Regions from separate parts of the Homo sapiens genome. Here region 1 is linked to region 2. Evidence: chromatin loops called from intact Hi-C (ENCODE). Cell type or tissue: PC-9. All regions are shown on one strand. Each heading gives the region's core, and the rest is flanking DNA. Links, peaks and the distances in the headings are about the cores only.

Region 1 (5,385 bases), core at 144-5,143, 210 kb before region 2:
GACCCGGTGGGAGGTAATTGAATCATGGAGGTGGCTATCTCCATGCTGTCGTCATGATAGTGAGTGAGTTCTCATGAGATCTAATGGTTTTATAAGGTGCTTTTCCCCCTTTGCTCAGCACTTCTTCCTGCCGCCCTGTGAAGTTGCCTTGCTTCCCCTTCCCCTTCCACCATGATTGTAAGTTTCCTGAGGCCTCCCCAGCCATGCTGAACTGTGAGTCAATTAAACTTCTTTCCTTTATAAATTAGCCAGCCTCAGGTGTATCTTTATTAGCAGTGAGAGAACGGACTAATACAGAGCTTAAGGGCACTTTTTCTATTATAGGGCTTAGTGCCATCACCCATGCTATTCAGGTTGGAGTTTGCTAGGGTAGTAGGAAATAGTGGAGACAAATTTCAAGTGAATGTTAATGATTCAAAAAGGAGATTTTTAGCATTTTCTTACCCATCCCTCCTTTTATTTATTCATTTTTGATGAGAGTTCGGGTTTCCTGGGTCACAAAAAATCCTGGAAACTATGTCCATTCATGGTCCTCACATGAAGATGCTGGGGTCAGCTGTGGAGTGAAGCAGATTCTCACAGGAGGTGGGCTGGGGCAGAGTCTCTGCCGTGTTTAGCAGGGCTGGGGCTTGTGTCCTGGCTTTGGTCTTCATGTGCGCCAGCAAGTAGCCATCTGCACAGTGTCCTATGTTGATGGTCAGACGTTAATCTCTAGCTGGGCAGGGTTCAGGAAACTTGAGATTAAAAGGAAATTTTTATGAGCAAGTCTTTAATCTTTCAAAACGTCATTTTTTTTTTTTTTGAGATGGAGTCTCGCTCTGTTGCCTAGGCTGGAGTGCAATGGCGTGATCTTGGCTCACTGCAACCTCCACTTCCCAGGTTCAAGCGATTCTCCTGCCTCAGCCTCCCAAGTAGCAGGGATTACAGACATGCGCCACCACGCCTGGCTAATTTTTGTATTTTTAGTAGAGAGGGAGGGGGTTTTGCCATGTTGGCCAGGCTGGTCTCAAACTCCTGACCTCAGGTGATCCAACCACCTTGGCCTTCCAAAGTGCTGGGATTACAGGCGTGAGCTACCGTGCCCAGCCCAAAGCTTCATCTTCTAATTCACGCTCGACGCTCAGTCATTTCATCTGCAGTTTAGCTGAGCTATGAATTAGAGGAGGAATTTGGTAAATCTAGCTTTATATAATTCCTGAAGACATACTATAATGTCATCATGATGCATGTAAGAGCACTGTGAACTCTCCAAGAGTGGCACCACAAACATTTTATGAAAGACAAGTCTCTGACCCATAATGATGTTTTCCTGAAAATGTTCAGGCCCTATCACTCTAAAGTCATAGCTACTTACTGGTTTTAACATGAGAAAACCTTTCACAAGTGTTTCTTCCTTTGGCCTAAGATGTGTGATACCTTCTTCCCTTCATTGTGGCCCCCAATCCCTTACTTATTCAGAGTGTCTGGCCAGAAAGCAAAGGCTGGGTGGTTGTCTTAAAAAGATGTGCAGTAATGTTGTTCCCAGACAGAACGAGGTCTGGCTGCTTGATCTCACGGTCCAATAACAAGATGCAGACAGCCTGGGAAATAAGGAAGTTTATTTCTGCAACTAGTTATAGGCAGAAGGTCGGAGTCACTCACCAGACCAACTCAAAGTTTCAAGTTTTTTTCTAGTGCTTATATACATTTTAAGCTCCATGCTGCGCATGGGAGTGCACCTACAAGCAGGGGTGTTTAATTCAATCTCTCTCTAATCTTTAACTAGGGTCTGGGGTCTGGAAAGCTTTCTCTAGAGTCTCGGAAAGTTTATCTTAAGTGGGCCCTGGTACGAGGTGTATGTGTAAGAATGCTTTTATTATTTGACCCGACTTTAATGTCGGAGAAAACCTGAGTGGGGTATTAATGGGTTTGTTTGGGCATTCCAGCCCTTGCACTCAGGCACTAGTTTCTCCAGTACTTTAACGCTTAACTTATACATTCATCAGAATTATGGCAAAAGGCCAGTAAAAATGAACTGTTCTGGTTGCAAATGGAAGCCTGACCTGCCACAATGTCTTTGAAGGATTATGGGGTTGGGGGAAAGGCTGTTTAGTCTTATTTATTTCCATTAGTCCCGCACAGATTAGTTTCTTCAGTGATCTCACAGAAGCCCAAGGTATTGGACCAAAGTCTTGAGAAGGTGACGGACAGATGGTTTTCAGTAGGAAGCAAGGTATCATATGGATGGAGGGTAGAAGCATAAGGAGGCAGCCCTGGATGGGAAGGTGAGGAGGGAACGCCCTGGACTGATGGGAATTCTGAACAGCCTGATAGTCACAGGCTTGGGAAGGCGGAAAGGCAGGCTCTGAGTGATGAGGTGCCTGTCACAGGTGTTGGGATAAATAAGAAGGCACCCTGGAAACTCCTTGACAAATGCCTGAAAAGAAACCAGTGGTGTTTTCCCACTGGGACCTTGTTCTCAATGAAAATGCTACCTGTTTTCTTTAAAGGAACCAAGAGAGGGCGCTGTCGTACTACCTCCAAATCCTGCTAAACCAGTTTCTGACTGGGTAATTCTCCCCCTTCCCACCCCAGTCTATAAAAATTCAGCTTTTTGAGGGATCCCAGACTGATTTTTAACCTCCTGATCAGCGGTGGTGGAGATGTTTACAACAGGGTCTCTGCTAAGCATATGCTGTATGGATAGGGTAATTCAAGGTCCCACTTGAGCCCAAAGAAACACCTTAAGATGATGGTTTTGGCAGCATTATTATGTTGCACACAAAATGCACGTGGTTCTTGTGTTCAGGAGTCCAAATATGCAAACAGGTTCAGGATGTAAAGGGAATTTGGATAGTGGGGAAATAGAAGGGTGAAGGTCGTGCATTGTAGGATAACAAAGGGAGTGTGTGTGTGCACATATACACACACACACATATACACATGCACACCCACGCACACACACACTCACACACATTGGGATTTTAGATTGGTCAGAATGGGCAGGGACTTTGGTTCACTGCTGACTGCTTCTTCAGCACCTGACATCTGTGCCTGCCACAGAGTAGGTGCCCATGAACACCTTTTGATTGTAACTGATATGTTCAATATCAAGATTTATGAAAAACTGAGAAAATTTAATCAACTGGCTGTTTAGCTTATGCAGCACTGAGTAATGTTTAGCTGTTTTAACTGCCTTAAAAAAACTAAGCTAAATGAATTGGCTCTTTGTTTGAAGATCATGTAAATATAGGAAAAACATCAATAAATATAATGACAAAACATTGCCTGTTTCACCTCAGCTTTCCTGAAAGCCTCCCATTCTTCTCATTCAACTCTCTTCCTTATGGGTACCCTTGAAGGCCAGTGAATGCGAGCCTTGCCCTGGCTGAAACCATAGCCAGCATCTCCCTGATGTGTGCAGGGCTGGGTTGTCCTCACCTCATGGAGTGACTTCATTGGCTCCTCTGATTAGTCCTTTTCCTCCCTTCTCTCATCCAGAGCAGGTCCCAGCAGGCAGAAGAGTAAGCTCAGAATTTCAGACATGACTTTCTGCATTGGGGTCTTCATTGTAAAATGAGATCTGAATCCAGGTCTCTGTCCCTTTCATCTCCAGGGCTCTCTGCCTCTGAGATTCCCACACCCTGGTGTGAATCAGACATCAGATCACGCTCCTTATCATGCACCTGCACAGCACCGCCCGGGGACCTGTAGAAATGTAGATTCTCTGTCTCTCCCTAGACACATGGAATGAGAAACTGTTAACCTGCTCAGGGATTATACCCCTTTAATTGCTGCTACTAAGGAGGCTGAGGCAGGAAGATTGCTTGAGCCCAGGAGTTCAAGAGCAGCCTAGACAACATAGCATGACTCACTCTCTAAAAAACATAAGGAAGGAAGGAAGGAAGGAGAGAGAGAGGGAGGGAGGGAGGAAGGAAGGAAAGAAGGAAGGAAGGAAGAAGAAGGAAGGGACGGAGAAAGGAAAGATAAACCGTCGGGAAAGGGGAAAATGGTCTTTCCACCCACGTGGGGCCACATGAGAAGGGGCCTTGGGTACTTCCTTACAGAGAGAGAAAGCCTGTGCCGTGCCTATCACCTCATGCATTGTGTGGGGAGAGCTTTCAGACTCAATGGATGTGTGTCAAGGGCCCTAGACACCCCCCGCCAGCTTTCAGTATTTCAGACTCGAGATAGAAATATGGGGTTATTCCTCTAGGGTGCAAGAGGAGTGTGCATAGGTAAATTACCCTATCTACACTGACCACACTATTGGAGCTGGTCTTGTTCTGTGTCTTCTCTACCTAAGCAAAGCATCGTCCCTTTCAGTGCTTGACTGCACTGTTTTCCTTGGTGACTCTGATGCCAAGGTCAATAGGCACAAGTGTTTGGAGTTCTCCCCTGGGGCTGGTAACCAGAGTGTCTTGTTTTGTGAGACAGACACTTTGACGGGGCCCAGCAGTCTGATATAGCAGACCCACAGGGGATTCTGATGCATGCAAAATGGAGCCACTGGTTTAGTGGAACTGTGTAGTGGGAAGAGGGGGTGCCAATATACTGAGGATCAAGTGGAGTTTGGTGCACCCAAGTCCAGAGGAGTGGGCTCAGGGAGGAGCTTCAGGATGGGAAACAAAAATCTCATGGGATGCCTGGGGTGTAAGAAGAGGCAATGTCAGGTAGTGAGGGCCGGGGTGGTGCAGCATGGCGGCCAGGAGCACAGGCTCTCGATGCGACTGCTTAAGTCAGCTCTGCCACTTATTACCTGCATGACCATGGGCAAGAGGCATAAACTGTCTAGTCTCTGTTTCTTCATTTCTAAAAATATAACAGGTCTTGTAGTAACGCTGTAGTAGACATAATCAGCAACGACCTGCATTTGGTGTCTTAATCCCTTCTGCACACTCCTGCCCAACTTCTGGGTTCAGAGCTCTCCTGGGTATGAAAGCCAGCTGTCCAATTGCCCTCACTACACCCCCCTAACACCACAGTGCCTCCCCGCAAACAATGCTGGATGAGGCTGATGTGTAAGAGCCCTGGCTGTCCAGCCTCTCTGGTGAGTAAATCTGAGGTGTGTTTTCTACACTGGTTCTAGAGTTTCCTCAGCAGAGATAAGCTCTGATGACCGCAGTGGGGTAACTGGCACCACCTGTCAGCTCCCCCTTCCCTCTCTCACTTCCCCACTCTCTAGGCTGGTTTCTAAGATTGTGTTCCAAAGAAACAACTTGCACTTGGACCCTCGTCTCAAGGTCTTCTCCTGGGGAACCCATGATAACCTAAGAACTTACCTTCTAGGGTTGATATGAAGATTAAAGGAGTTAGTACTGAGAGCTGTGCTTGGCACATCATAAGTACAGTCCTGTGCTGTATAACTACATTCTGGTTGACAAACCACATATACAATGATAGTTC
Region 2 (5,385 bases), core at 321-5,320:
TCTAGATTATCCCAACCCACCTTAAGTGACTGCTTTTGCATAATCTCCCTTAAAATTCTAACTCAAGCACTGCATCTTTTGAGTCCTTCCCTAACATCTTAACATCTTCCTTCTTTCATTCATCATTAACTATAGTTAGTTATTATAGCACCTGTTAGCACTGTAAAATTATGTGTGTTACACAAGTACAACATGCAGACTAAGGTCGTGTATTACCTAGCCTCATATCAGCGTCACCTAGAACAGCAAAAATGTATGCAGATTAATCACAATATATTTGGATGTACAAAATATATTGAGAGCAAAATATGATGGAAATTTAGGTGATGCTCTTTGAGCATTGCTTCCATTTTCCAATAATGTAACCAGGAATCACTGTTCACGTAATTAAAGAACAATAAGTCTATGTGAATCAAAATATACATATGCATGCAAATGTTAAACCTCAGTAGGAAGAGGCCCATTCTCTTGCTTGCTGCTATATATATATATATATATATATATACACATATATATATGTTGTGTGTATATGTATATACACACAACAATCTATAGGCTTGCTTTTTAAAATAGTATAAGCAACAAATTTTAAGAGAAACAATAATGAGTGTGTAAAACATCAGATATATGTACCTTTGCTATTATTTGTGGAAATGGGGCTATAAAATAAGCTCTTTTATTTTCTTTTGTAAAACATTTCTTTAATATGAAGTAATGCAATACGTATTTATGTTCTAAGTGTTTTAATTTCCTTGGATATAAAATAATATCTTGTTCCTTTGATTCTCTTACATATAAGTGTATTTACTCAGATATTACTCCAAATACACCAGATATATTCAAAGTTGAAAAAATATATACTTTGGAATGTATTATCACCTTATTTCACATTAAGAAATCAAAATCTCTGGCATCCAAGTGCATTCCAGCCTGAAAAAAATTATGCAATTGTGAATTTAACAGAAAGCAAATTGCTCACATATGGAGTCAACGTGAAGCTATATCAATATTTATTAAAAGTTTATATATTACTTTTGATCCCCTGGAGAGAAATACAAAATTCAAATAATTATTCTATTTTTATATCCCAATTTGTAATTATGAAACTCTAGAATTTTAATTTTTCTCTTTCAAGTTTACCTGAAGCTTCACAAAATTCTGTGAGGAATCTATTATAACAGGTATTTTGCTTATTTCCACACAAACAGAAGGAAATGTGTATTTTCTATGCCCTGAAGAATTTACTCTTTTCTGTAAATGACATATGGTAGTTAATTCTTTTTGGTAATAAAATATTCCTGTTTTTATGCCGAACAGCCTTTTCATTTAAATTCAGGGCAACATATCAAAGCTTTGCCGTAATAATACAGAGTAATCAACTAAAGTAATATAGAATTTAAATAACAAAGAGTTTAAACAACTTAATATGTCTTCTATTAATTTCAAACTGAAATTTTACAGAAATTATTTGGAATATGCTGCCAGAGTACACACACACACACACACATCACACGCTCACATCACACACTCACACCCAGCTAAAGGAAATTACCACAGCTATAATGATTTCATTAAATATCTGAAATTAAAGTTTCTTTTGGACTTTCAGCTGAAGCTCATAGTAAATAAAAGTAATATGATCATTGTTGCATACTGTGAATCAACAGCACACAGAAACCTTAGACTTTCTATATTTACACAGCTTAATTATCCGAACTGAAACCTGAGGCCATCTGTGTCAACATGATTTCACAATTCATTCCAGAAAAGTATTTTTCCAGGAAAGTAAGGCTGCAAACCTATAAATAACTTATTGTTTGCTTCAGGAAATTTCTGCAAATCAATTTATGTCAGTAAGCAACTCTCCTCTGGGCCAACAGATTGCTCACCTGGGCAGGTAGCAGCTTGTGCCAGTAACAGTTTACTTATGAAGACTTCTGTCATGGCCCTTAACTCACAGTGTCCCCCAATCCTAAACTCTATGTCCTGAACATTACCTATTCTTGTCAGTCATTGGTCTTGAAAGGCCCCGGGCAACCATTTGAGCCCAGACTTCAATACTCTATCAATACCACCTTATCATCTACTTTTCTAACATAACCCCTCAAGGTGGTGACCCCACTTACAGTCGTATTTTATTGAATTTAGCTTTCCCTAATCAACATGCTAGTCTATTGGATGCAGTGTCAGAGGCAACAATCACAGAGGTTCTGAAAGCATCAGCCCATGGTTTTCTAAACATCATGGTTCAAGACCCTTAACACGAAACAGAAAGTTTCCCCGAGGCGCCGTAAACAACCCGTTTGGGCGCTTCCCTGATAATTATAGTGAAATCTGGCATCTAATTTTTTTTGGTGGACTCTCAAATTTTATATTTATGTTTTGATTCCTAGAAATAAAAAATGTTTTTATAAGGAATTCTTTGATCGTTTATGTTTTATTCTTGATAGAAACCTACTTTATAACTTCGAACATTATTGATGTTCTTCCTGTATTTCTGAGAGGTGACAGCTTGCTGGCATCCCTCGCTGGCTCTCGGCGCCTCTTCGGCCTCAGCCCACTCTGACCGCGCTTGAGGAGCCTTTCAGCCCGCAGCTGCACCGTGGGAGCCCCTCTCTGTGCTGGCTGAGGCCTGAGCGGGCTCCCTCTGCTGGCGGGGAGGTGTGGAGGGAGAGGCGCGGGCCGGAACCTGGGCTGCCTGCGGTGCTCGCAGGTCCAGCGCGACTTCCGGGTGGGCGCGGGCTCGGCGCGCCCCGCACTCTGAGCGGTCGGCTGGCGCCGCCGGCCCTGGGCAGTGAGAGGCTTAGCACCCGGGCCAGCAGCTGCGGAGGGTGCACTGGGTCCTCCAACAGTGATGGCCCGCCGGCGCCGCGCTCGAATTTTCGCTGGGCCTCAGCCACCTCCCCGCGGGGCAAGGGGGCAGGGCTCGGAACCTGCAGCCTGCCATGCTGGAGCCCTCACCCTGCTCCCCGCCCCCGTCCCCTGCCCCCCGCCCCCCAACCGCGGGCTCCCGCGCGCCACCCCGAGGGGACGGGCGCCACCTCCTGCTACGCGGCATCCGGTCCCGTCAACCGCCCAACGGCTGAGGAGTGCGGCAGCGCGCCAGAGACTGGCGGGCAGCTCCGCCCGCGGCCGGGATGCACTAGGCAAAGCCAGCTGGGCTCCTGAGTCCGGTGGGTACTTGGAGAACTTACTACGTCTAGCTGGAGGATTGTAAATGCACCAATCAGCATGCTGTGTCTAGCTCAAGGTATGTGAACGCACTAATCAGTGCTCTGTGTCTAGCTAATCTGGTGGGGACTTGGAGAACTTTTGTGTCTAGCTAAAGGATTGTAAACAGACCAAGCAGCTCTCTGTAAAATGAACCCATCAGCTCTCTATGAAATGGACCAATCATCAGGATGTGGGTGGGGTGAGATAAGGGAAGAAAAGCGGCTGCCAGAGCCAGCAACAGCAACGTGCTAGGGTCCCTTTCCACAGTGTGGAGGCTTTGTTCTTTTGCTCTTTGCAATCTTGCTGCTGCTCACTGTTTGGCTCTGCGCAGAGCTGTAACACTCACCAAGAAGGTCTGCAGCTTCACCCAAAGATATTCCAAAGATACAGAAAACTATATAGAGACATTTTGTATGGTTCTAATAGCACATAATCCACAGGTCCCTGATCGATAATATGGGTTTTTTATAAAATTGGTTTTTTGTATGCTATGAGGAATTTTACTTGTTAAAAAGAAGAGGTGGAAAGGCAGAATATGAAAACTATGAAAATGACATAAGAGACTATGAATTAGGTGAGAAACCAGAGAGATTTAGAAACCTGTAGACATTGTGCATCCCCCAATGCCTTCCCCCTTAAAAAATATTATATTCTAATCCAGTCCATCAAATAAAGTCTACCTTCATTAGAAACATATTCTCTTGGTTTTTATAATTTCAGTTTTTTTCAGACACAGATAGTGCATATGCAGATTTGTTACTTTTGTACAGTGCACCCTGGTAGTGAGCATAGTACCCAGTAGGTAGTTATTCAGCCCATGCTCCCCTCTCTCCCCCACCCCCATAGCCTGCAGCATGTCTTGTTCCCATGTTAATGTTCCTGTGTGCTCAATGTTTAGGTTCCACTTATAAGTGAGAATGTGTGGTATCTGGTTTTCTTTTCCAGCACTAATTTGCTTAGGATTATGTCCTTAGCTCCATCCATGTTGCTGCAAAGGACATAATTTCATTCTTTTTTATGGAGGCATAGTATTCCATAGTGTATATGTACCACATTTTCTTTATCCAGTCCACCGTTGATGGGCACCTAGGTTCATTCCGTGTCTGTGCTATTGTGAATAACATGCTGATGAACATACGAGTGCATATATATTTTTCTGGTAGAATAATTTATTTTCCTTTGAATATATACCCAGTAATGGGAATGCTGGGTCGAAGGGTATCTCTGTTTTAAGTTCTTAGAGAAATCTCCAAAATACTTTCCACAGTACCTGAACCAGTTTACATTTCCACCAACAGTAGTGTATAAGCATTCCCTTTACTCTGCAGCCTGGCCAACATCTAATTTTTTTACTTTTTAATTATAGCTATTGTGACTGATGTGAGATGGCATCTTACTGTGGTTTTTGCTTGCATTTATTTATTTGCTGATTAGTGAGGATGAGTGTTTTTTCATATACTTGAGTGTCTTCTTTTGAGAAAATATCTGTTCGTGTCCTTTGCCTTTTCTTGATTTAAATTTTAAGTTCTGGGGTACATGTGCAGGAAGCGCAGTTTTGTTACATAGATAAACGTGTGTGGTGGTGGTTTGCTGCACCTGTCAACCCATCACCTAGGTATTAAGCCTAGCATGCATTAGCTATTTTTCCTGATGCTCTCCCTCTCCTCAACCCCCTACAGAAAATTATAGTGTGTGTTGTGTGTTGTTCCCCATTGTGTGTTGTTCCCCTCCCTGTGTCCATGTGTTCCCATTGTTCAGCTCCCACTTATAAGTGAGAAGATGCGGAGTTTGATTTTCTGCTCCTGTATTAGCTTTGCCCTTTTTAACTGGGGTTGTTTTATGCTTGTCATTTTTTCTTCCTTATGGATTTGTTATATTAGATCGTTATCAGATGCATAGTTTGCAAATATTTTCTCCCATTCTGTAAGTTGTCTGTTTACTCTGTGGATAGTTTCTATTGCTGTGCAGAAGCTTTTTAGTTTGATTGACTTTCACTTGTCAATTTCGTTTTTGTTGCAATTGTTTTTAGAAACTTAGCCAAAAATTATTTGCCAAGGCCAATGTCGAGAAAAATATTTCCTAGGTTTTGTTTTAGAGTTTTCATAATTTGAAGTCTTACATTTTAACCTTTAATCCATCTTGAATTAATTTATGTGTATGGTGGAAGGTAAG

What was found. Hi-C counts contacts between places; a loop is a spot of excess contacts. Peaks named below come from ENCODE experiments on the same cell type or tissue, not always from the same donor. Only the 100,000 strongest peaks of a DNase experiment are listed, where the experiment ranks them.
Region 1: it touches region 2 in a loop (7-fold over the local background); 4 of 110 quality-filtered maps call a loop at or near these places.

The regions. Positions count from the first base shown.
Region 1 is chr5:34,449,521-34,454,905 of GRCh38, reverse strand. No RefSeq gene overlaps it. Among named protein-coding and RNA genes, the nearest start is that of RAI14-DT, 200 kb to the left of the region's middle. In PC-9, for the core only: a CTCF peak has its summit at 2,507 (motif pointing right); no DNase peak of the experiment used is centred there; H3K27me3 peaks cover 1,342 bases.
Region 2 is chr5:34,242,481-34,247,865 of GRCh38, reverse strand. It overlaps a transcript of C1QTNF3 not described here. Among named protein-coding and RNA genes, the nearest start is that of C1QTNF3-AMACR, 120 kb to the right of the region's middle. RefSeq lists a silencer at 2,956-3,135 and an enhancer at 2,848-3,142. In PC-9, for the core only: a CTCF peak has its summit at 2,408; a DNase peak (open chromatin) is centred at 1,800; H3K4me3 peaks cover 2,059 bases; H3K27ac peaks cover 1,435 bases.